Linked DNA regions of Homo sapiens: all the other regions are linked to region 2. A link is a loop called in an ENCODE intact Hi-C map of the cell type or tissue named here. Cell type or tissue: PC-9. All regions are shown on one strand.

Region 1 (8,000 bases), 240 kb before region 2:
GGAGGTCGAGGCTGCAGTGAGTCGTGATCATGCCACTGCATGCTAGCCTGGGTGACAAGGTGAGACCCTATCTCAAAAAAAAAAAAAAAAAAAAGCCTGATGCCCCTAAGACCACCATGTGATGAGGGAGCCCAAGCTAGCTCCATGGACAGGCCACATGGATGGAGAAAGAAGAGAGACGCCCAGTCAACCCCAGATGTTTCAGTCATCTCAGTTGAGCTCTGGATATGGAGAGAAGCCGTCTTTGATGCTCCAGCTCCAGTGTCCTGTCGCCCTAGCCAACCACGTGGAGCAGGAGAGCCATCTAGTCAACCCACAGGTTTGTGAGATAGAATGAATAATCATTTTGACCCGTAAGCTTGGGGATCCTTCATTACACAGCAATTGATAACTGACATGAGGCCAGGGCTGAGCTGCTATTGACAGTATTGTCCACACTCTCACAGGTGAGATAATTCCCTCTCCCAGATCTGAGGTGTACCATAGGGCTGTACAGCCTCACGCCTGAGCATGGAACTCTAGTCTGGCCTAGAGAGCTCCTGCCTTCTCCCTCCTACGTCCCTGGCCACCCGCAGCCTCAGGATAGCCCCGGTCACGTTCTCTTCACCTGGCACTGATGTGAGGGACCGAATGAGCATCTTGCTGAGGGTTTCTTTAGAGGGAGTTGGGATGCCTGGCCTGGCAGAAGTTCTTTTGCCTCAGAAGCCTGCAAGAGGAGCTGGGGCAGAAGGGAGACCGTGGGTCTGCAGTGCGCAGCACAGGCCCCAGAAGGCGGGCAGCCAGCCAGGTAACTTCTCAAATGTCATCCTTTGCTTCTGGTCAGCACCCAGCCTGTCCCCAGGAACAATTCTAGTCCCTGGAAGCCCAGCTCATGAGTCACATGGTATTTGTCTGGAAAGGAAGTCAGTTGGTAGGTAGTTCTGGCTCACCAGATGAGTAGTTAAAATTAATTGACCAGATCATACACCCACTTGGGGAAACAGTTTGACAGGTTTTATTTTGAAGTTAAACATATACCTACCCTGTGATCAAGCATTTAAACTCCCACGTATTTACCCAAAATAAATGAAAACATATGTGCAAAAAGACTTGTACAAGAATGTTCATAGCAGCTTTAGGCATAATTGTCAAAACCTAGAAACAACACACATGACTCTCAACAGGATAACAGAAAAACAAACTGTGCCCGATCGCTTAAAATGGAATCCTGTTCAGGGACAAAAAGGAAGAAATTAAAGACATGCAGGGAACAACATGGATGAACTTAAAAGCCATTAAGTGAAGGAAGCAGACACATAAATATGTACATACCCAGTACTTCCATTTGTATGAAATTCTAGAAGAGGCAAAACCTAGCTGTAGTGACAGAAATCAGAGCAGTGGCTGCCTAGAGCAGTGGGGGCAGGGGTTGGCTGGAAAGGGGTGTGAGAGATTTCTAGGGTGACAGGAATGTCCTGTAGCTTGACTGGGACATACACGTGTATCAAACTCATCAATCTGGCCAGGCGGGGTGGCGCACACCTGTAATCCCAGCACTTGAGAGGCTGAGGTGGGCCAATCGCCTGAGGTCAGGAGTTGAAGACCAGCCTAACCAACATGGTGAAACCCCATGTCTACTAAAAATACAAAAATTAGCCAGGTGTGGTGGTGCATGCCTGTAATCCCTGCTACTCGGGAGGCTGAGGCAGGAGAATCCCTTGACCCCAGGAGGTGGAGGTTGCAGTGAGCCAACATCACGCCACTACGTTCCAGCCTGGGCAACAGAGCAAGACGCAACCCTCCATCTCAAAAACAAGAAAACAAAACCACATCAACTGTACATCAATCTAAAATGTGGGCATTTTAGAGGCTGTAAATTATACCTCAATTTAAAATGAAAAAAAAAATTAAGATCTTTTAAAAGCAAACATTAGCCAGGTCCTAGCTTTCCCAAGCCAAATGTCTGTCCATCTGTCAGTTATGACCAGTCACACATTTGGCCAGTGACATTTGTCAGGGTGGGTCAGAGTGTCAGTTTGATAATTCATGCTCATGTGATCAATCTGACAGTAGGGTAATGGGCTGGATCTTGGTCAGCAGCAGCCTCTTGGATTTGGAGGTGGAAGGGATGGCTTCCCATTGGGTAAACATTGCACCATGGTGAAGGGTCAGGCATTGGTCTGCCTGGTTCCCACCCAGGCTCCCCCGCTGTCAAGCTCTGTGACCTTCGGCAACTCACTCACCCTTCTGAGCCTCAGTTTTCTCATCTGTGAAATGTGAACAATCATTGCATCTATCACATGGGGTTGGCGAGATGATGAAATGAGCCAATGGGTCTGCAGTGCCCAGCAGAGGCCCCAGCACACGTGCTCTGGCAGTGGGATCTGTTATTCCTGTTTTTATTTCTCCATCTGGCGGCAGGAAAGGATACAAGTGGAGGCACCTTTCCTGTGTTTCCAGGCAGATGCTGCCGCTGTTTGCTGGAAGAAGAGCTCAGGACCTGGGGAGGAGGGGCAGGGCTGAGGAGGCCTGGGTGCGGGGAGCTTCCCCAGAGGGCCGTGGGAGAGGGGACCCTGCAGTCTGAGGTCAGGCCTGGCCTCTGGTTCTCTACCTCCTGGGGACAACTCAGCCAGCTTGAAGGCAGGGTCTCCCATCACAGGCAGGCAGGAAGCCAGCTCTGTAGGCCAGCAATGGCAAGTGGGCAGAAGGCTGTGACTGGGGCAGGGGTCCCAAACGGAGGTAATGACAGCACAAAGTGTCCCCCAGTCCCCTCCTCCTGTCAGGGAGGGGAGCAGCTGATAAACTCATGCTCATGTGGGTATTTGGAACTAATACAGTCACCCTTCTGGGGGAACTTCCGGTTTAAAAGAGAAGTCTGGATAGAGCAATGCATAACTCAAAGGAATATTTTGCTCCAGTGAATTTCAGGTGATACAGCAGATCTATTTTTCTGGTCAGGGGCTCCGGTCCAGAGTAACCCCTTCTCATTGCCACCCAATAAAAGAAAAAATAAGTAACAACTGGGGACCCACCTGTTTCACCTTCTCACAAGAGAGAAGGATGTTGGCAGTGTGGTGCTGCGGTGTTCTGAGTTCTGACATCATGCCAGGATCATCCTAGGATCGTAGCACTTAGTATGCAGTAAAGCCCTTAAAAGTGATATCATATTGTCTTGTTAAGTTGTCAGAGCCACTCCGTGGGGTTGTAGGTGTAGGGCAGTTGAATATGGAGGCTAAGCATGGAGGTGAATGACCTGTGTCACCTACTCGCAGATGGCAGAACTGGAGTCAAACCCATTGTCTGACCGTAAATTAGCCCTCTTGGCTCCTAATCATTCTGTTAGGCCTGCTACACTGCTCTGCAGTTCCTAATTATGACCACCAGGAGGCACCACCACTCCACACGTGAGTACTCTCCGCACTGTTCCTGAGAAGTGAAGGCTTAGAATCACGTCACTACTTTCTTATTTACCACAGTAATATTAATAGCTACTATTAACTTAGCACTTGCTATGTGTCAGGACTGCACTAAGCACTACATGCTTTATTTCATATATTTCTCACACATCTCTAACATTTGGACCAGACTGTTTCACAGAAACAGTGAAATTCAAAATCAGGTCTGTGTCTTCAAAGCCTGTCCTCTTAACCATATATCCTCAGTGGAGATCACCAACTAGATGCTTGGAGGCTGCATTTGGTCAGCAAACTTGGTTTTGTTGGTTGGTTTGTGTTTGGTTGGTTTTTTTTTGTTTTGTTTTGTTTTTTGGCTGGGATGGTGTTCCAACACGCATTGAATTTAAATGCTTTTTGGCAGGGCAGTCCCTCTCCACTTAGCCCCAGTCCTCATCACTCTCTCTCATATGTCCGTCCCTCTGTCTCCTTCCTTTGCTTATGTTATCTGCCTGACCCTGACGTCACTGGAATTTGCAGCTTGTGGTTGTGAGTTCGTCGACTCCCTTTATACTAATAATATATTGTAGATGGGAGTCAAGGGATTCCAGGGCAGCTTGGAGGTTTAGGAAGGCACCCAGGAAATGTAACAAATGGTGTGGCCAAGAGTCACTGTGGAGATGCGGGAGGCAGTCCTGTCCTTCAGTGTCCTCCCAGGACCTATCAGTAAGTGTCCCTTGTGCTGTGTCAGCATAGCGTGCATGGCACCTGCAAAGACCTGTGGATTTCCTGGGCTGGACGGTGGTGAGCTGGAGGTGGAGCATGCCGCGTTTCGACTTTGCAATACCCTCCCAGAAGAGTGACCTGGCTACTGTGCACTCACACAGAATCCTTCCTGATTTGCGTCTGTTTCCTTTCACCTGGCCCATGAACCAGTGGTTAGATTTAACCAGCACCGTGGGGTTTCTAATCATTATTGAGCACCCCATCTACAGGGACTGAACTGTGTTCCCCCAAACTCACATGTTGAAGTTCGAACCCCCGGTGCCTCAGAATATGACTGTATTTGGAGACGGGGCCTTTAAAGAGGTGATTACGTTAAAAATGAGGCCATTAGGATGGGCCCTAATTCAACCTACCAGGTGTTCTCAAAGAAGACGAGACTCAGACATGCAGAGAGACCCCAGAGGTGGACAGGCGCAGAGGGATGGCCATGTGAGGACACAGAAGGTGGTCATCTAGAGAGGCCTCAGAAGAAACAAAGCCTGCTAGCACCTTGACCTTTGACTCCCAGTCTCCAGAACAGTGAGAAAATTAATTTCTGTTGTTTAAACCATTTCTGTTGTTATGGCAGCCCAGGCTGACTAATATGCTGTCCATCAAAGGTGGGCGGAGTTGAGGATGTAAGTGTGGTCAACAGCCGGCCTCGCAGGGCACTGTAGCTCATGCATGTGATCCCAGCACTTTGGGAGGCCGAGACGGGAGGATCGCTTGAGCTCAGGAGTTCAAGACCAGCCTGGCCAACATAGTGAGACCCTGTCTCTACAAAAATTAGCCAGGTGTGGTGATACGTGTCTGTAGTCTCCGCTACTCGGGAGGCTTAGGTGTGGAGATCGCTGGAGCCCAGGAGGTTGCAGCTGCAGTGAGCTGAGATGGCGTCACTGCACTCCAGCCTGGGTAACAGAGTAAGACCCTGTCTCAAAAAAAAAAAAATAAAAATAAAAAGCCAGCCTGACAGGGGAGGAGGAAGGAGCTTGGAGACCACCCTCCTACTCCCCACTCCCCTGTGGAAGACACGTGTGTGGAGGAATTAATGAATGTGCTTCGTTTGTTACACTCTTACTATTAGTGATGAAAACCACTTCTTCATAGATGAGAGCATAAAGAAGCCAAATTCTTGGTTTCTAAATTCAAAAAGATGGTCTAGGAGTAAGAGGAAGCTGGAAGGGGAGATGCAGTCTGGCTCTCTTCAGATTGGAAGGGTCCACCTACCACCCGCAAAGCCAGGGAAGACCCACCTAAATCCCTGTGAGATTTCAAGACATGGTGGATGAAGAGAAAATCTAAAAGTTACCAGAGAAGGGGGCAAAAAGTAAGCAGTATACAAAGAAATGGGAGGCAGAATAATATTCAACGCTCAACAGCAGCAAGGCTGGAAATGAGAAGTCAATGAAGCCGTGCCTTCAAAATTCAGAGAGAAAGTTATTTTCAGCCTAGATGTCTTTACCCAGCCAAACCACCAATCAAGTGTGAGGGTAAGATGAAAACATTTGCAGAACTGCACCTTTATTTCTCATCCATCCTTTCTTAGAAAGGGCCTGGAAGATGTGTTCCACCACAATGAAGAAGCAAGATAGGAAGGAGGAATGGATGGAATCCTGCAAAGAGAGGACCCATGATAGAGAAAAGCAAGGGGATTTGCTAAGTAATAAAAGGAAGCATCTGATGATGGCTGGAATCTGCCTGAGAAAGAGATCAAATTGGAGCACAAAGTGTCTGGCCATAATCAGAAGGGGTTTACAGCTCTGAGCTTTGGGGGAAAATGAGTGACAGGGAGGAAAATTAAGCACACGAAAAACAAAAATGAAAAATTATTCAAGGAAAAAAATATGTAGCTTGACCCATCAGCAAACATGAGTTACAGAATAGGAATAATGTAAGCCTGGAATATTGATTAACCACCATGATTATGTAGTTCACTGGGAGGACACAGGGGGAAGCAAGATGGAGGAGGAGCACTAAATCCTCTTTTTCCATGAAAAGAAGTGACTAAAAGGCATTTAAAAATCGGCTAGGCTCACGCCTGTAGTCCTAGCACTTTGGGAGGCCGAGGTGGGCGGATCACAAGGTCAGGAGATTGAGACCATCCTGGCTAAAGCTGTGAAACCCGTCTCTACTAAAAATACTAAAAATTAGCCAGCCGTGGTGGCGCATGCCTGTAGTCCCAGCTACTTGGGAGGCTGAGGCAGGAGAATTGCTTGAACCCGGGAGGCGGAGGTTGCAGTGAGCCAAGATTGCACCATTGCACTCCAGCCTGGGTGACAGAGTGAGACTCCATCTCAGAAAAAAGAAAAAAAATCTATAAATCAAGAAATAGCAGTGTGTGCATATTCAGTTGTTAAATAACAAAAAGAGTTGAGAATATTTATCCCTAGGTGGTGAGAATCAGAGATTGAAGGAGGGAAGAGCAGAGGACACCCTGACATCATTATAAGCTTCATGGTCTGGTTTGACTTTTGTTTTTTGTTTTTGTTTGAGACGGAGTTTTGCTCTGTCCCCCAGGCTGGAATGCAGTGGTGCAATCTCGGCTCACTGCAAGCTCCACCTCCCGGGTTCACGCTATTCTTCTGCCTCAGCCTCCCGAGTAGCTGAGACTATACAGGTACCTGCCACCACACCAGGTTAATTTTTTGTATTTTTTTTTTTTTAGTAGAGACGGGATTTCACCGCATTAGCCAGGATGGTCTCGATCTCCTGACCTCGTGATCTGCCCACCTTGGCCTCCCAAAGTGTTGGGATTACAGGCATGAGCCACCATGCCCGGCCTGGTTTGACTTTTTAAGGCAGGGATATGTGGTCAGTCTTCCATATCCGTGGGTTCTGCATGATGGATTCAACCTACCACAGATCAAACATATATTTTTTAAAAGTACAACAGTAAAAATTAATACAAATAAAGCCAAAACAGTATAACAACTATTTACATAGCAGTTATATTGGATTAGATGTTATCAGTAATCTAGAGATGATTTCAAGTACACAGGAAGATATGCATAGGTTATTTGCAAATTCTATGCCATTTTGTATAGGAGACTTGAGCATCTGTGGATTTTGGTATCTGTAGAAGGTCCTGGAACCAATCCCCTGTAGATACCAAGGATTGATTATATTATTAAAGTGGTTTTTTTTTTCTTTTTTTTTTTTTTTTGAAATGGAGTTACACTCTTCTTGCCCAGGCTGGAGTGCAACAGTGAGATCTTGGCTCACTGCAACCTCCGCCTCCTGGGTTCAAGCGACTCTCCTGCCTCAACCTCCCGAGTAGCTGGGATTACAGGCATGCACCACCATTCCGGCTAATTTTGTATTTTTAGTAGAGACAGGGTTTCTTCATGTTGGTCAGGCTGGTCTTGAACTCCCGACCTCAGGTGATCGGCCCGCCTTGGCCTCCCAAAGTGCTGGGATTACAGGCATGAGCCACTGCACCTGGCCGCAATTATATTATTAAAGTTTTAAAGTTGAAGTCAAGGACGTTGAAAATTAGCACCCTTACACCCACGTAGATGTTACTTGCTATTTTAAAACTGTGTGAAAGGCCTGTGCAGGGCACCACCAGCGCAATTTTTACACTGCCAGGTCCAAGTCCCCTTTTCTTGTCCCCCTAGGGCCCTTTCTAATGCTCAGGGCATCTTAGCTCAGGCTGCCCTAACAAAACATTACAGACTGGGTGGCTCAAGCAACAGAAATTTGTTTTCTCGCAGTTCTGGAGGCTGGAAAGTCCATGATCAAGGCACCCGCATGGCTGGTTTCTGGTGAGAGCCCTTCCTGGCTTGACGATGGCTGCCTTCTCTCTGTGTCCTCACCTGGTAGGTGGCGGGGGGGGGGGGGGTGTCTGGTGTCTCCTCTTGGGAC
Region 2 (8,000 bases):
CAAGACTCTGTCTTAAAAAACAGAAAAGAAAAGAAAAAATGCTGGCAATACTGCACCAGCCTCCCCTCCTGGGACCCTGCTCCCAGCATGAGTAGAGGCTGCTCCTTCAGCCAGGACATCATCTCTAGTGCCCAGGCCCTAGCATGCCCCATCATTGCACAGTACCCCAGGCCTGGCATCCACAAAGTCTCAGAACCGTGTACCGGCCAGATCTACTTGTCTCCTGGGTCCTCTGTAGCCATTTCTTTTTGTAACCCTTAATCTAAGTCCACCCACCCATTTTCCAGGTGCCATAGCTGTGGCCTGAGAGGTGGGGAGCCAGGATTGCCAAGCTAAGTTAGTGGCACCCCCAGAATCACCCCGACTCCAGGCCCCTTCTGCTTATTGGCCAGGCTGTTCTCCCTGGAGGACCCCATCCTGCCTCCCTTACATTCCACAGGAGTCCTCGGAGAAGGGACACAGCTAAAGGTCCTGTGATCTTGGACACTCGTTGCACTGCCCTGAGCCTTACTTTCTTCATCTGTAAAATGGGTATGATTTTGCCAGGTCTGGGACAAAGTGCAAAATGTAAGGAGGTGCTCACTAGCCTGACCCTGGATGTTCCCTCTTGCCCAGGAATATAAGAAGGCCCACAAGAAAAGAAGAATAGGAAAGAAGTCCACATAGGGGTGGGAGGGAGTGACATCCACTCCGCTGCACTGTCTTTGATACATCTCACCCCCAGCATCCTTTCTGCAAAGCAGAACTCACGCCAGGCACGGTGCCTCATGCCTCTAATCCCAGCACTTTGGGAGGCTGAGGTGGGTAGATCGCTCAAGCCCAGGAGTTTGAGACCAGCCTGGGCAACATAGTGAGATCCTGTCTCTTAAAAAAAAAAAAAGGCAGGCCGGGCGCGGTGGCTCATGCCTGTAATCCCAGCACTGTGGGAGGCCAAGGCAGGTGGATCACAAGGTCAGGAGATCGAGACCATCCTGGCTAACACGGTGAAACCCTGTCTCTACTAAAAAAAAAATGCAAAAAATTAGCCAGGCTTGGTGGTGGGCGCCTGCAGTCCCAGCTACACAGGAGGCTGAGGCAGGAGAATGGCGTGAACCTGGGAGGCGGAGCTTGCAGTGAGCCGAGATTGTGCCACTGCACTCCAGCCTGGGCAACAGAGCGAGACTCTGCCTCAAAAAAAAAAAAAAAGGCAGAACACGCCCCCATTCCTCTTAAGCTCCCTTGTGCCTCCCTACTCATCCACTTCCCTGCCTGGACTGACAACCACGTGCATCTGGATCCATTCACCCGCACGGAGGACGAGTGTGACTTGCTACCATAATAGCAAAAAATAACTCGGCAGCAGCATCAATTACAATCTTAAATGTCCTTGCCCTTTGATCTAGCAATCCTACTACTTGTGTAGGAATCTACCTACACAAAGTAAATGTTTAGTGTGTAAAGATATTGATAATAGCCCCAGCCTCCAAACGTGCAAGGAGAAGATCGGAACTGCATGGGGATCCATCCCTGGGAGGGAAGCTGGATACAGTGTGACCTGGCCATCCTGTTGAATTCTATGAAGCCCTCACTCACAATGGGGTGGACCTGTACATTTCCACATGGAGAGTGCTCTAAGATAAGCTGGTGAGTGAAGGAAGCAAGACGCAGGCCGATACTCAAGTGTGATGCCATGACCTGCTAAAACTAAAGTAGCATGTGTAGGTTGCAAGAGAGGACTATTAACACGCCCATCCCCAGCTCCCCGCTCTCATCTCTCACAGAAAGGGCTGCTTTCCCCACCACGACCTCCCTGGAGAGCCCACACCTGCTCGTGGGCTTCTTAGAGGCTGGGAATGGGTTGTGGGGGACTCCCAGGTGAGAGAGCTGGTCTGCAGAAAGCAGCTGCTGCTCTGTGACAGGGCGTGCGTCCCTCCCCACAGCGTTGTTTGTGTGTATATATGTGTATGTTTATATAGACAGATCATGGTGAGACTAAGATCAGACACACCAGGAAAGGCGCACAGTAAACTGGTCTCCATAGTTACTCTGGGGTGGGATGAGGTGGCCCTAAAGTGATGGGAGAAATGACACAGATCTTTCAATAATGACATGGAAAGATGTCCACAGATGACTGGGACTGGGGAGGGAGAACAGTTGCGAGATAATAGGATTCGTGGACTACCACTTTCAAAATGACATAGCTTTGTGTCTCCTTATATAGACACACCATGCTACACATCAAGCTTTTCCTGCTAGTTACTTCCTGGAAATGGGATCAGGAAACGGTGAGGGGCCACTCTGTTTACCTGCCCCTAGACCCCATGGAAAGGGTTGGTGGGAAAATCACAGCATGAAGCATAGCGCAGGGCTCAGCACTTAAGGCGTCCTCATCTACAGAGAATGTAAGAGTTTGGCGGAACTAGCTGAATGGGTCTTTTGTTGAATAAATATTGTGGCTCACAGGTAGGCCATGCCAATAATCAAATCCCCGAAAAAGTTTTATGCAATAAAAATACATTAGCATTATACCTAGACTTGACTCATTTTTACAATGGATGATTCAGAAGTTTCTATATTTTTAAGAAACACTTAACTCTCTTGGCCTCAGAGATATCATGTGCTCCTGGCTTTCTTTTCTCCTATATCACTGACCTCTCCTTCTGAGTCTCTTTTTTTTTTTTTTTTTTTTTTGAGACAGAGTCTCACTCTGTCACCCAGGCTGGAGTGCAGTGGCATGATCTCAACTCACTGCAACCTCCGCCTCCTGGGCTCAAGCAATCCTCCCACCTCAGCTTCCTGAGTAGCTGGGACCACAGGCATGTGCCACCACACCTGGTTAGTTTTTTGTTTTGTTTTGTTTTGTTTTGTTTTTTGTCTCTTTTGCTCATTCATTCATACACCCACTCATTCATTCGGCGTATATCTATTGAGTTCTTATTACATGTCAGACATATTCCTTGGTGGTGGAGATACAAGTGTAAACAAAACAGACTACATTCCCTGCCCCTGTGGAATTTAATTCTAATTGGAGGCACAAGACAACAAACAAATTAGTTAAATACATATATAGTGAGTGATAAGCACCACGGAGAAAAACAAGGTAGGGGAAGAGAATCAGGAATGTGGGGCTGAAAAGGGAGTTGCACTTTTAAAATGGTCATCAGAAAAGCTCTTTGGGTAAAGACCTAAATTCGATGAGGAAACAAACCATGCCTATTTCTGGGATAGGGAAGGGTGTTCCAGGCAGAGGGAACAGCAAGTACAATGGCTCAGAAGCTTAAGAGAACATGTAGCAAAGGAAAATTGCATGGAGGTTATGGAGCATAAGTGGTGGGAGCCAGTGGTGAGAAATGAGTGTGGAGACTGTTAGGGCTTTATCAGGAAAAGCACTGGGCTTCAGGCTAATGAATGTGGGCTCCATGCAGAGGGTATTAGGAATCGAAGTTACCCCATCAGGTTCTGTGTGGGGAGGGCAGGTGCTGGGGCAGCCTGGAGCAGGAGCCTGGTGATGAGGCTGTGACAATTGTTGGATGAGGGACAGAGGATGACTAAGGAGGGTGGGAAGTAGGGGACCTGATGCCAGAAGGGGCGTGTTTGTTTCCTGTAGCTGCTATGACACATTACCATAAACATGATGGCTTAAAGCCACAGAAATTTATTCTCTCGCAGCTCTGGAGGCCAGAAGTCTGAAGTCATTATCACTAGGCTGAAATTAAAGAGTCAAGGGCACTGTGCTCCCTCTGGAGGCTCCAGGCCAGAATCCATTCCTTGCCTCCTCCAGCTTCTGGTGGCTGTGCCACTTTTTAACTTATAGCAGCATGACTCCAATTTCTACCTCGGTGTCACATTGCCATCTGTCTGTCTGTGTCAAATCTCCCTCTGCCTCTCTCTTATAAGGATTGTATGTAGGGCCCATAAATTAGCAGATAATTTTCCTATCTCAAAATCCTTATCACAGCCACAAAGACCATTTTGCCACATAAGCTAATATCAATATTTAGGGGCTGCAGGGATTAGTGCCTGGCACCTCATGGGGGCTGCTATTCAGCCTGCCACATGGATAAAAGGTATAGATTGCTCAGACACAGGATCTCCTGCCAGGCCTCACCCACATGGCCCCTGATGACCTCCACATCGCTAAGTCTCCTGGGCGATGCTCAGTCCTCATCTTACCTGACCCGGCACAGCTCAGCTCTCCTAGTTCTCCTCCAACCCTGCAACTACTCCTTCTCATTGCCTCTGTTCATCCCTCCTCTTCTCCCCAAGGCCCTGGGGGCCAGCCCTTGGTGACCATATCTACCCACATGCCAGCCACTCTAGCCTAGACCTCTGTCCCCATCTGGAAGCCCATAAACCTGACTCTCTCAACAGCTCCACTGGGATGTCTAGGAGGGCTTTCCACATCACAGCTCCAAAGCGGGACTCCTGATCTTTCCCCAAACCTGCCCCACCTGCAGACTCCCCCTTCTCAATTGTCAACCTGTCCAACCCATCAGGAGGCCTTGGCAGCTCGGTCTTCACAACACACTCAAATCTGACCCCTTCTCCCCGGTCCCAGCCACCCTCTCCTCTCTTACCTGAATTTGGCTGCAGCCACCTCACTGGCCTCCCTGCCTCCCCTCTCCAAGTGAGCCTTTTTGAAGGTAAATCAGATGGCATCATTTCACCCAGGGTCAAAGCCAGGCCTTGCATTGTTCTACAAGGCCCCGCATGATCTGCCCGCTCCCTGTCTTCTCTCTGACCTCATCTCCTGCTAAGATCTCTCTCCTCTTCCTACTCCTTCCTCTTCACCCACACTCTGCTATTCCTTGAGCTTGCAAGCGCCATTTCTTCCTCAGGACCTTTGCACTGGCTGTTCCCCTTCTTTGGAATGCTCTTCCCTTCAATACCCCCATGACTCATTCTCTTGATCCTTTAAAATCTTGCTCAAGGGTCAGCTTCTCAATAAGGCACACTCCGACTACCCCAATAAATATTGCAACCTCCTCCAAGATTCCCAGTTCCTCACCCTGCTCCACATCCTCCAAGGCAGTCCCCGGGGCACATCATTTGCTTATTCATGTTTCCTCTTGAGTCAGCCCCTGAGAGATGGAACGTAGGAATGTTTGTTGATTTTGTCCACTGGTTCCTCCTTTGAACGTAGATCAGTGCCTGGCACATCACAGATGCTCAGTGTATGTTTGTTGCATGGATCACTGCGTATGAGGTTGAGGGAGCAGCAGGAGATCAGAATGGCTTTGGGAGTCTAATTCCATGTGGACAGTCTCCTGTCTCCATGAGGCGGACAGGGCAGGGGCAGGTCAGGGGAGCTCAGGTTTGAGTGTGGAGGGTATGAGGCACCCAGGACCTACAGAGATACCTCCCAGTGCAGCTGGCTCTCTGGAACAAGAGCTCAGAGAGACATCTGGCTGCACGAAAGAGCCTGGCCTAAATGAGCCTGGCTTTGACCCTGGGTGAAACTATAACAGAAAGTGCACCTTCTAGCCCTACCCCAGAGTCAAGCTCACCTGGGTGTGAATCCCAGCTCCTCCCATTACTGACTGTGAGACTCTGGGCAGGTTCCCTCCCCTGCTGCACTTCAGTTTCCTCATCTATAAAATGGGGACAGCCACTGTACAGCATCTCACACCGTGTTGTTGAAAGGGTTAAATGAGATGATACTCAAAGCATTGAGTATGTGGCATATGCCCTTGTCTGCTTTCCAAGGGCCAGGTGGCAGGGCAGGTAGCAAGTCCCCAGGAAGCTGGCCTGGGACTCTGATTCACCCGCAAGCCCTGGGCCCCTCAGACATTTGAGGCTCCATCTTCAACCCCTCTCTCGAAAGGTCCAATCCCCCAGCTCTGCCTCGTGCTGTAGGCATTGCCATAGTTAAAGCAGGCTCTCAGCCACATCTGAGCCTGAGTTAATTGGCCTCTGACCCATTTTTCTAGCGGACTCATTACCTCTTATTTAGCCTTGAAGACTCTGGTGGCTGATTGGCAGAGAAGCTTTCACAGCTGGGAAGAGATATGGGATCTGGGTCAGCTGCCCACTGTCCGTGAACTCTGGCCTCAGTAGCTAATGGCAGAACCAAGGCAGGCAGAATGAATTTCCTGACCCCAGGACCAGGCCCACCAGGGAGATAGAGTCACCATGTTCCCCTTGTCCCAGCCTTGCCTGGCTTCCACGTGGTTGCATTCCAGCCACCCCATGTGGGGGCTGTAAGAAAAGGGGGAGGACTCAAGTGTTCCCTCCCTGCAGGGAACCCTGATGCTTCCAAATGATGCACCCCCAGGAGAGAATGATAGACGAGTAGGCTTTGCAGGCCACCCCCAGCCTGATTAATGCATGGGCAGCACCTCTTCTGGAAGGCCAGGTATGGAGCTTTGCCGGGGCCACTCTGCAGACAGCAGGGGTAGATGGGGGCCTTGGATACCTTACACAGCAGGGTGTTGTGGGATAAAGCGGCCAGGCTGCATTCTTCAGGGCCAGTCACTGCCCCACTCAGGGCCTCAGTTTCCCCATCTGTTGAATGAGGGTTCTGAGTAGATAATCCCTAATTGTGCTATCCAGTGTCATAGCACAAGCTACATGTGGTGATTGTGCCCTTGAAATGTGACTCGTCTTGTAAGTGTAAAATACACATGGATTTTTAAGACCGCACAAAAAATCCCACCAAGAATATCAAAATAAGTTTGAATAAGTTTCAAACAAATTTTGTTTTGATTACATGTTGAAATGATATTTTAGACATATTGGGTTAAATGAAATGTCGTATTAAAATTAATTTCAGTGTTTCTTTGTACTTTTAATGTGTACTTTTACTTTGTACTTTTAATGTGTCTACAAGATACCTTAAAATGATATATATGGTTTGCATTGTATTTTCATTGATAGCAAGTGGGGCTCTAGAGACCTTCTGAGTTTGAATTTTTCAAGGGATGTGTGGAGGTGGGTACCATAAATGTGTGTGTAAGTGTGTGCATGTATGCGTGTGTTGAGGGAAGAAATTGGCAGGAGGAATGTGTGAGCACAAGTATGTACACGTATGTTTCATGCACGTAAATGTACCTATGTCAGGGCCAGGCACGGTGGCTCACGCCTGTAATCCCAGCACTTTGGGAGGCCGAGGCAGGCAGATCACTCGAGGTCACGAGTACAAGACCAGCCTGGCCAGCGTGGTGATACCCTGTCTTTACAAACAAACAAACAAACAAAAAAATAGCTGGAAGTGGTGGCACACACATGTAGTCCCAGCTACTCGGGAGGCTGAGGCAGGAGAATCCCTTGAACATGGGAAGCAGAGGTTGGAGTGAGCCAAGATTGCATCACTGCACTCCAGCCTGGGCCACAGGGTGGGACTCCATCTCAAAAAAAAAAAAAAAAAAAAAGTTTCTGTTAGGGCATGCTGCAGAAGGGAGGAGGTAGGAAGAGGAAACGTCTCTCGGACCCAGGCTTGCCCACGGCCCTTCATTCACATAAAGTGTCATCCTGTAAATCTCATAGAAACCTGTAGGTTAAGGGCCCTTGTCCCTATCGTATAGATGAGGAAACAAGATCCAGGGACTTGGGCGTGAGTGATATTTACCTTCCATTCCACCAATGCCGTGGTAGGAAGGAAGCAGATCCCAGGTGATGAGTCTGGGGGAAAAAGACACGTTGTGGGGGCTGCGCTGACCGCTCTTTCATGCATTCTCTCACTTAATAATCCCCACCACAGGCTGGGAGCACAAATAAGGAAGCTGAGGCTCAGAGAAGTAATCTCACCCCCCACACCATCATTCTCAGGCACCACTACCCACCCAGTGGCTACACAAACCAAAAGAGAGGGGCGTTGTCCTTGTCCCCTTTCTCTTCCTCACCCTTCACAACCACCACATGCATCACCAACTCCTGCGGGCGCGCATCTTAGACTCCTCTCTGCAATCATCTCTCCATCCCTCCCAGCCCCACCCCACCAAAAGCCCTCATCCACCATCCTCAGCCCTCCCCAAAACCACTAGAGGGAGCTTTGCAAATCAACAGGGAGACCTTGCCTCCCC
Region 3 (8,000 bases), 96 kb before region 2:
ATCGTCTGTCTTGCTCATCTCTGGGTCCTGGCTCCCAGCATGGGGCCTGACACACAGTGCGTGCTCACCAGATAGAAAGTGCACACAACCCATAGATCCAAGGCACATGACACTCGTCTCAAGGCAAAAGAGAGGTGCATTTTGCACCGCGATACAAAGATGGATGAAAATTTCAGACATACCAAAGATTTAGAAACACACACACACACACAAAGCTGTAAGCATGCAAGAGGAAATTGTCCATGAATATTTATATAAGCTTAGGATGATAAAGAACTTTCTAGGCTCAAATTCGTGTGGACAAGGATATTTATTGCATCATTATTTATAAGAAGATGAAAATGACAATAAAGTCCATCGATAGAGGATTGGATAAATCATGGCTCTCCATAGAATGGAATACTATGCGGCCTTGAAAATGATGGGCATTTGTTGATGTTGCAAGAAGCCATGTTGCTTGTTGAATGTTAAACTTGTTCATCAGAAACAAGAGATAAGTGAAAGGTATAATTGATTGTCAGAGAGAAAACACAAAGGTAAAAATCTTTCAAGTCTCATTTATTTATTCATTCACTGAAAAAACTTTTTTTTTGTTGTTCCCTCTGCCTCCTCCCTACTTCACATAGGTCATAATTCCAGAAGCTGGAGCAATGTGTGATCAGGACACTGCCCCTGTCCTCACAGGAAGCCCAGCTTACACACAGAGGTGAGTATAAGGAAGACAGTACTCACCGGTAAGGGTCTCAGGGTGGTCACCTGGGCGAGGGCCTCATGAAAAAGGTGTCAGTCAAGCCGAGATTTGGAGAAGGGGCAGAGTTTGAGTACACAGATAAGGAATGAGGCATTTTAAAAGGCAGAAGCTGGGTGATACCAGACAAGCACAGAAAGCCCCTGCATTCTTCATCAAACTCTTACTGAACCCCACCATCTGTAGGAGAGGGAGTTTATAGGAGCTAGGCCAAGGCCCAGATTCTGGACTGAATTCTGCCAAATGTACTGGGAGGAGGCATTTGGGGTTGTGATCGTACCATCCACAGGTGTACAGGTGAGAAAGCATCCTCCCAACCCTGACTCGTGCACCCCGAGAGCACCAGCTCCACAGAGAAGGCAGGGCTGCGGCAGGTGCACCTGCCTGGCAGGTTGGATGACTGAGGCTTAGCAAGGCAAATCCAAGGCTGTGAGACCGGATTCCAGGTGCAGTGCTCTTGCCGTTGCAATAAATATTCAGGTGGAGGTATTTAATGTGGGTTGGAGGGGGTCCCATCGCTGTGGCCCCTCTGCTCAGCTCCTTCTGGTGTGGAGACAAGAAGGGCCTCTGCACCATGAAGAAACTCAGCATTTTTTTAGTTCTTTTTTAATTTTTCAGATTCTGAGGCAACGTGATGGTTACGGTTCAAAACAAAGAGAGATGACTCAGCTTCCTGTGGAGAAGCTGCAGCCTTTTGCAAATGATCTTTCAGTTTTAATGCTTCTCTCTTCTTATCCATGGAGGCAGCTTGTCCAAGCTGCTTGTTTTCTTTTTTCTTTTCTTTTTTCTCTTATTTATTTATTTATTGAGACAGGGTCTCCCTCTATTGCCCAGGCTGCAGTGCAGTGGCATGAGCATAACTTACTGCAGCCTTGAATTCCTGGGCTCGAGAGATCCTCCTGCTTCAGCCTCCCAAGTAGCTGGGACTACAGGCATGTGCCACCACACCCTGCTAATTTTTGTGTTTTTTCTTTTTTTGTAAAAATAGGGTCTCACTATGTTGCCTAGGCTGGTCTCTAACTCCTGTCCTAAAGCAATCCTCCCGTCTTGGCCTCCCAAAGTGCTGGGATGACAGGCATGAGCTATGATGTTACTTGTTTCCTTGTTGTTCAGCTGTTCCCAGGGTGAGGGGCAGGGACAATGGCCAGGCTCTGTGGCCAGAATGCCTGGGTTTGAATCCTGGCTGTACCCTTAGATCTTGGCCAAACTTAGATCCTCTCTGAGCCTCTGTTTACTAATGTTAAGATGGGAATAATAGTTCCCTCCTGGTGGGGTTTTTGTCAAAGCAGCTGTCATCGATGGAAAGTGCCTGGTCTGGTCCATAAATATCACTGTTAATAGCCAACAGCCACCATGCTGAGGTTCTACTGTGCTTTGATGATCTCATTTAATCCTCACACTTGCACAAAACAAGTTCCCCTTTTACAGATGAGGAAGTTGAGGCTCACAGCAAGGAGTCAACTTCCATCTTCTTATTGATGAGGGTCAGTGCACACAGCCCAGGCAAACTCACAATTGAATCATTATAAGCTTTGTCCTTTGATTTTCACTACAGTAGCAACCAAGCCCATATCAGCCCCTTGCTGTCTTTATTCACAAAACGGGGACAAATCTTCTGAGATTGCTGAGATGTTCCAGCCAAGGTTTACCAAAAACAATTCTGTGAAGGACTCAGGAACCTCCCATCCTATCACATCATTGCTTCCTCCAGGGCAAGGAGGAACCCACAGAGAGCTGAGCTCTTCCTGTGCAACATCCCAAGGAGAGACCAGAAGCGAGTCAGGAAACCTCCTTAAGTCAATAGAAAACACCAAAGCTGAGAGGGTGTGAGCTTACGCAAATAAAAAGAACAGGGCTTTAGGCCAGGTACAGTGGCTCGCGCCTGTAATCCCAACACTTTGGGAGGCCGAAGTGGGTGGATCACATGACGTCAGGAGTTCGAGACCAGCCTGGCTAACATGGTGATACTCCATCTCTACTAAAAATACGAAAATTAGCCAGGTGTGGTGGCACATGCCTGTCATCCCAGCTACTCAGGAGGCTGAGGCAGGAGCATCACTCGATCCTGGGAGGCGGAGGTTGCAGTGAGCCGAGATCGCGCCATTGTACTCCAGCCTGGGCAACAAGAGCGAAATTCTGTCTCAAAAAATACTCAAAAAAAAAAAAAAAGGCTTTAAAACCACCTATTATCCAAATGGCCACCCTGCACCATGATATTAACCCTGGGACTCTCGAACCTTTGTCCTAGAACCAACTTTTTTTCTTAAATGCAGTGCAGGTGAACATAAGGTAACCCACAACAGCCCAAACCCAAGCTTCCACGCCCCCTTCCCTCACATCACCCTGAAGCATATGCTGACAGAGCAACCTTAATAGTAACTGACTAATTTTAAACCCTGTGATTACCAGGGTTGATTTCCATGGAACCTTCCTTTCACAGTACTGAGAACCTCTCATGAGCAGTAATTGCCAAGTTCAATTTTAGCTCTGTCATGCCCAACCATCAGTGCTAACTAAGGCAGCTGCTTCATCGCCAGGTAAGCTGGTAATGAAGTCGGCTTCACAGCTTAATTTCACAATATTGTGATGCCCCCGTCAGCACCTGTTAAGTGCTGCGAAGCTGCAAGCTTCTATTAAACAAATCTCACGCAAGGGAAGTGACTAAAGCCGCTTTGCGCTTCTAAGGTGCCCTGGTCTACATCCTCATGCCCACTGGGATTTTGTGTTTGCTTAATCCCATGTGCCTCGTCTCTGCAAAGCACTGACCACTAAAGTGCCACACCACACCCCTAGGGTGCCCTGATAGCTGCCTCATCCTCTGCAGTCACCTCTTCTCCCTCCATCCCTGCGACTCTGGCTCAGCCTCTCACCCTTCTGGCCTGGATCCCCATAGCAGCCCCTTAGCTCACCCTCCCCCATTTATTTTCCAGGCCAATTAGTAGAGTTTTCCTGGGGGAAAAAAAAAAAGTTGCCAGGTGCGATTGCTCACACCTGTAATCCCAGCAATTTGTGAGGCCGAGATGGGAGGATTGCTTGAGATCAGGAATTCAAGAGCAGCCTGGGCAACATATCGAGACCTATCTCTGAAAAACAGACAAAAAAAAAAAAAGCTAGCTGTGCATGGTGGCGCATGCCTGTAATCCCAGCTACTCAGGAGCCTTATGCAGGAGGATCACTTGAGCCCAGGAGTTCAAGGCTGCAGTGAACTATAATCATGCCACTACACTTCAGTCTGGGTGACAGAGTAGGACACCAACTCTTCAAAAAAAAAAAGTGACGTCCCACCATTTAAAATCCTTCCACGGCCCCACTGTCCTCAAGGTAGAAAGTCTTCACATTGTGTTTTCTTTCAAGGTTCCTGATTGAGCTCTGCACCAAGCTCCTAGACCCAATGCCCCATCCCTCAGCCACACTGTCCCAGGGACTTGCCTGCAGTACCCCAAGCCCCATACACCCCTGGACTGCACTATCCAGATGAACAAGTCCCATGACTTCATTTTCCCTAAGGAAAAATGTCTCATACAGGGCATGACTCCCTGCCCTTTAACTACAGAAGGAAACCTCTGCAGCATATCTGAGCATATCCCTGTGGTCACTCAGCAGCAGCACCGACTGAATCACATAAGCACCCCATAAGACACTCTTGGGGTGCTTAGTAAGCATCTACTCTGTGCCAGGCACTGGTACTTTCTGTCATCTCTTTAATCCTTAGACAATCTAGCAAAATGAAATGAGTTGTTTTTCTTTTTGGGTGTGCCAACAGGCTCAGAGGAGTTAAGTAAGCTCTTGAGGCCACACAGCTTCTAAGCTGCAGGGTCAGTTTAAACTCATGTCTGACTATACGAATGGTCTCACCAAATGAACCCTCGCTTATCTTCCAACCTCACCGCACATATTCATTTGTGGGACTTACACAATGCCACATTCCAGCCTCATGTTGTTAAAATGCCTCACTAGTCTTGGCATCCGTCCTACTCTTATACAGTTCCCATCCCCTCCCCCTGGCTGGGTTCTGGCAGCAGAACTGTACTTTGAGTGCAGTGGAGCATGCTTGGGCTGACTTTGTGCTAACTTCAGCTTTTGCCCAGAAATTGGCGGAAGCTAGACCAAGGTTTTGCCCTTTCTTCTTACTCAACTCCTCCAGTCCCAATATGATGAAATCCCTATGCAAACCTTACCACAAATTAAGTAGATGCAATTATTATCCCCATTTCACAGAGGAGGAAACTGAGGCATAGAGAGGTTAAGTAACTTACTAGATGTGCACAGCTAGTAATTGTCACAGACAGAATTGGAACTAAGGTCCTAGGACCTAACGTGCATGCACAGCACCACTATGCTATGCTGTCCCTGAGTCACTGATCTCCTCGTTTTACAGATAAGGACACTGGGGCTCCAAGAGACAAGGGGGTTACCCAAGCTGGGGCTTTGGCATCCTGTCTGGATGGCTGCAGAGGCAGGTGAAGCCAGCGACTCCAGGAAGCTCCACCCTCAACTTCCAGCTAAGGCAAGACCATGCTTCTAGAAGCGAGGGCACCTGTCCACTCCTGCCAGAGCTGCACAAGGAGGCCATAAGGCAGAAACACAAGGGCTGGAAAAACCCCCTGGCCTTCAAAGCTGCCTCAGATGCCCCTCTACCACCCCTGGACCCATTGTGCTGGGGGCAGGCGTCACAGACCAGTCACCCCCTCAATGCAGGGAGCGACAAATGCTCTTTGCCTGCCATGTGGTGGCTGGGCCTCCAGTTCAGCTAAAGCCAGTGTGGAAATAAGTCCTGGGGCATGAAGATGCAGGTTCGAATGCCAGCTCTGTCAAATACTAGCTGTGAATCCCGGGTAAAGAGCTGAGGCTCTCCGTAAAGTGGGATATTAATGCCACCACCTCGCTGGCCATCTGAAGACTGAAGGCGCTCACAGGCTCAGCGCCCTCCCTCTCAGAGTAGATTTGCTGCCATTTCAGTGCCCACATCCAGCAGTATCCTGATAACTCCTAGTGCACCCATCAGGACATGGGGCAGGAGCCAGGATTGCTTCAACTTATCTCATTTGAGACGTGCTTTCCGGGACAAGCATTTTACTATTAAGTAATAATAAAATCTGAGGTTGAATGGAAACCCAAGGTCAGGACTGAACTTCTCAGTCCTACCTCAGGCAGGAGGGGAGGACTAAGGGGTCCCGGTGGGTCATCCCACAGCGGGTGGAGTTGTGAGTGGGGCCCGCATCTGTGCCAGGCCCTTCTCCTGGCCATCACTGGGACAGGCTGCCAGTCCACATGACATATCCCGGTTGCCATGGTTTCTATTTATTCTGGGGAAGAAAGTTCCACTGACATGGGTCCTGGTAAGAGGAGAGTTTGCTTCACTCCACCGTGCAGTCACTGGGGTGCCCGCATTGTCCACAAGCATTAGACTGAAGGTGCTGAGGTTAACAGCCCTCAAAGCTTCCTCTTCACTTGACCCAGGGAGGATGGGAGCTGGCCCTATTTCCAGGTGAGAAAACGGAGGCTCAGGACTGGGCAGCTACTTGCACGGTTTCATGGAGACATTGGCAAGAAGCTGGAACCCACACTCCAGACTCCTCCCATTTTTCCAATCTGTGCTGGTTCATTTATGATCATGATTCTGGCACCCAGTGATGCTAGGCCTTTTCCAAAACCACAGCCCCTGATCTGCCTTCAGAGAAGCTGTTGAAGGCTCCAGGGACATCAAAGGCTGCTTATGGGACTGGGCAGGCAGATCCGCATGGGGACTCGATGCTGCGGTCGCCCCCAGGATGGCCCTCCCAGCCCTGCACATGGACGTAGAGGCTGGCTTAGGGTTGGAGACCTGGGGTGTGGCTGGGGAGGGTCCCCAAGTCATTCCTCTGTGCACCCTCCCTACGGGCCTCCCCAGCATCTGATCACCTCATTCTCAGTCCATGGTTCAAAGACCACCAGCCAGCAGGACTGAGTCCAAAACCCCTCACTTCCCTCACACACCAGTCCCTCCCAAATCCTCTGCAACTGACCCCTTCCTTGCTTCCTCCTCCCCCTTCCTCAAACTGAACTCTGTGCCCACAACACCCTTCCCAATGCTCAAATCCCTCCTGGGTCTCCTCTCCCAGCCCACAAAACCCAGGAGCTGCCCGTGGGAAGGTTATCAGCCACCTCCCTCCTGAGACTGCATCGCACGGAAATGCTCAGGGGACCTTTGCGAACCAGAAGTTCCTTTCCCAGCCCAAGGTTGCCGACACTTAAAAGAAACTGGCACTTTCTTGGAGTGGTCAAGTGTGCCAGGCCCCTCCTTCCACAGGACCTTCGCGCGTGCTCTTCCCTGCCTGGAATGCTTCCCCCGTGCCCATCATCTAGCAACTCCTAGTCTTCCCACAGTCCCCCCAGAGCTCTCTGTTGCCTGGTCTCCCGGCCCTGTGTGGCTCTCCTTCATCACACCTGTTCTGCTTTAGTTATGTTTCATCATGTGATTATTCACTGGCTAGACTAGAGGCCACATGCCCACAGCACAAGGCCTGTCTTGTTCCCTGCCACAGTGCCTGGCACACAGCAGGGACTCGATGAATGTCTGCTGTCTGAAGAGTGGGGGCAGCTGTGTAGATTACAAAGATGACCACTAATCCTAATCATAGCCTCCTGTCCTGCATGCATGCCCTTGGCACCGTGAGGCTGCCACTCCTCTCATCATCTCTCTCTTTATGCTTTGAATATGGGCTTGGCCATATGCTTGTATTTGACAAATGGGACAACAACAAAGGTGACACAAGCAGAGGCTTGAAAAGCACCAGGACACTGGGGTTTGCTCTCTCTTGATGCACCAGGGAGCCTGGGAGCCCCAGGTGCACATGCCCGAGCTAGCCTGCTGGAGGACAGGAGGTCATGTGGGGAGCTGAGCCAACAACCAGCCAGCCCCCAGCCAGCAGCATGCAAACTGCCAGCTGCACGAGGGAGGCTGTCCTAGATCACCCAGCTCCCAGGCCACTGGCCAACTGACCATGATGCAGGGAGGGAGAGCCTGTAGAGACAACCAGCCTAGCCAGGAAGCCTTGCAGCCAACCCATGGAATCATGAGCTTAATGAAATGGTTATTGTTTTAAGCCATTAATTCTGGTGGCTTACTGTGAAGCAATACACAACCAATACAGGAGCTAATATAAGAGCATTTGCGCTGATAATACTCACAGCCAAAGAACATGTGTCTGGTCTACTCAACATCAAGTTGAAAACAACAAAGCCTCTTGGGGGCTGGGAAGCAGCTGGGATC

What was found. Peaks named below come from ENCODE experiments on the same cell type or tissue, not always from the same donor. Only the 100,000 strongest peaks of a DNase experiment are listed, where the experiment ranks them.
Region 1: a loop joins it to region 2, with 20 times the contacts of the local background. A loop is called at or near these places in 43 of 110 quality-filtered maps.
Region 3: it touches region 2 in a loop (10-fold over the local background); 3 of 110 quality-filtered maps call a loop at or near these places.

What each region holds. Positions count from the first base shown.
Region 1 is chr20:44,076,295-44,084,294 of GRCh38, reverse strand. No RefSeq gene overlaps it. Among named protein-coding and RNA genes, the nearest start is that of JPH2, 110 kb to the left of the region's middle. In PC-9, CTCF peaks have their summits at 3,143 and 3,356 (motif pointing right); DNase peaks (open chromatin) are centred at 854 and 3,364; H3K27ac peaks cover 477 bases.
Region 2 is chr20:43,840,649-43,848,648 of GRCh38, reverse strand. No RefSeq gene overlaps it. Among named protein-coding and RNA genes, the nearest start is that of LINC01728, 50 kb to the left of the region's middle. In PC-9, CTCF peaks have their summits at 3,804, 7,786 and 7,990 (motif pointing right); DNase peaks (open chromatin) are centred at 2,448, 2,888, 3,628 and 5,028; H3K4me3 peaks cover 524 bases; H3K27ac peaks cover 5,278 bases.
Region 3 is chr20:43,936,241-43,944,240 of GRCh38, reverse strand. All of the region lies in intron 1 of TOX2 (TOX high mobility group box family member 2), which reads right to left. Among named protein-coding and RNA genes, the nearest start is that of TOX2, 25 kb to the right of the region's middle. RefSeq lists enhancers at 1,066-1,395, 1,117-1,617, 7,156-7,656, 7,657-8,000. In PC-9, no CTCF peak of the experiment used is centred here; DNase peaks (open chromatin) are centred at 1,130, 2,520, 4,780, 5,130 and 2 weaker places; H3K4me3 peaks cover 2,324 bases; H3K27ac peaks cover 8,000 bases.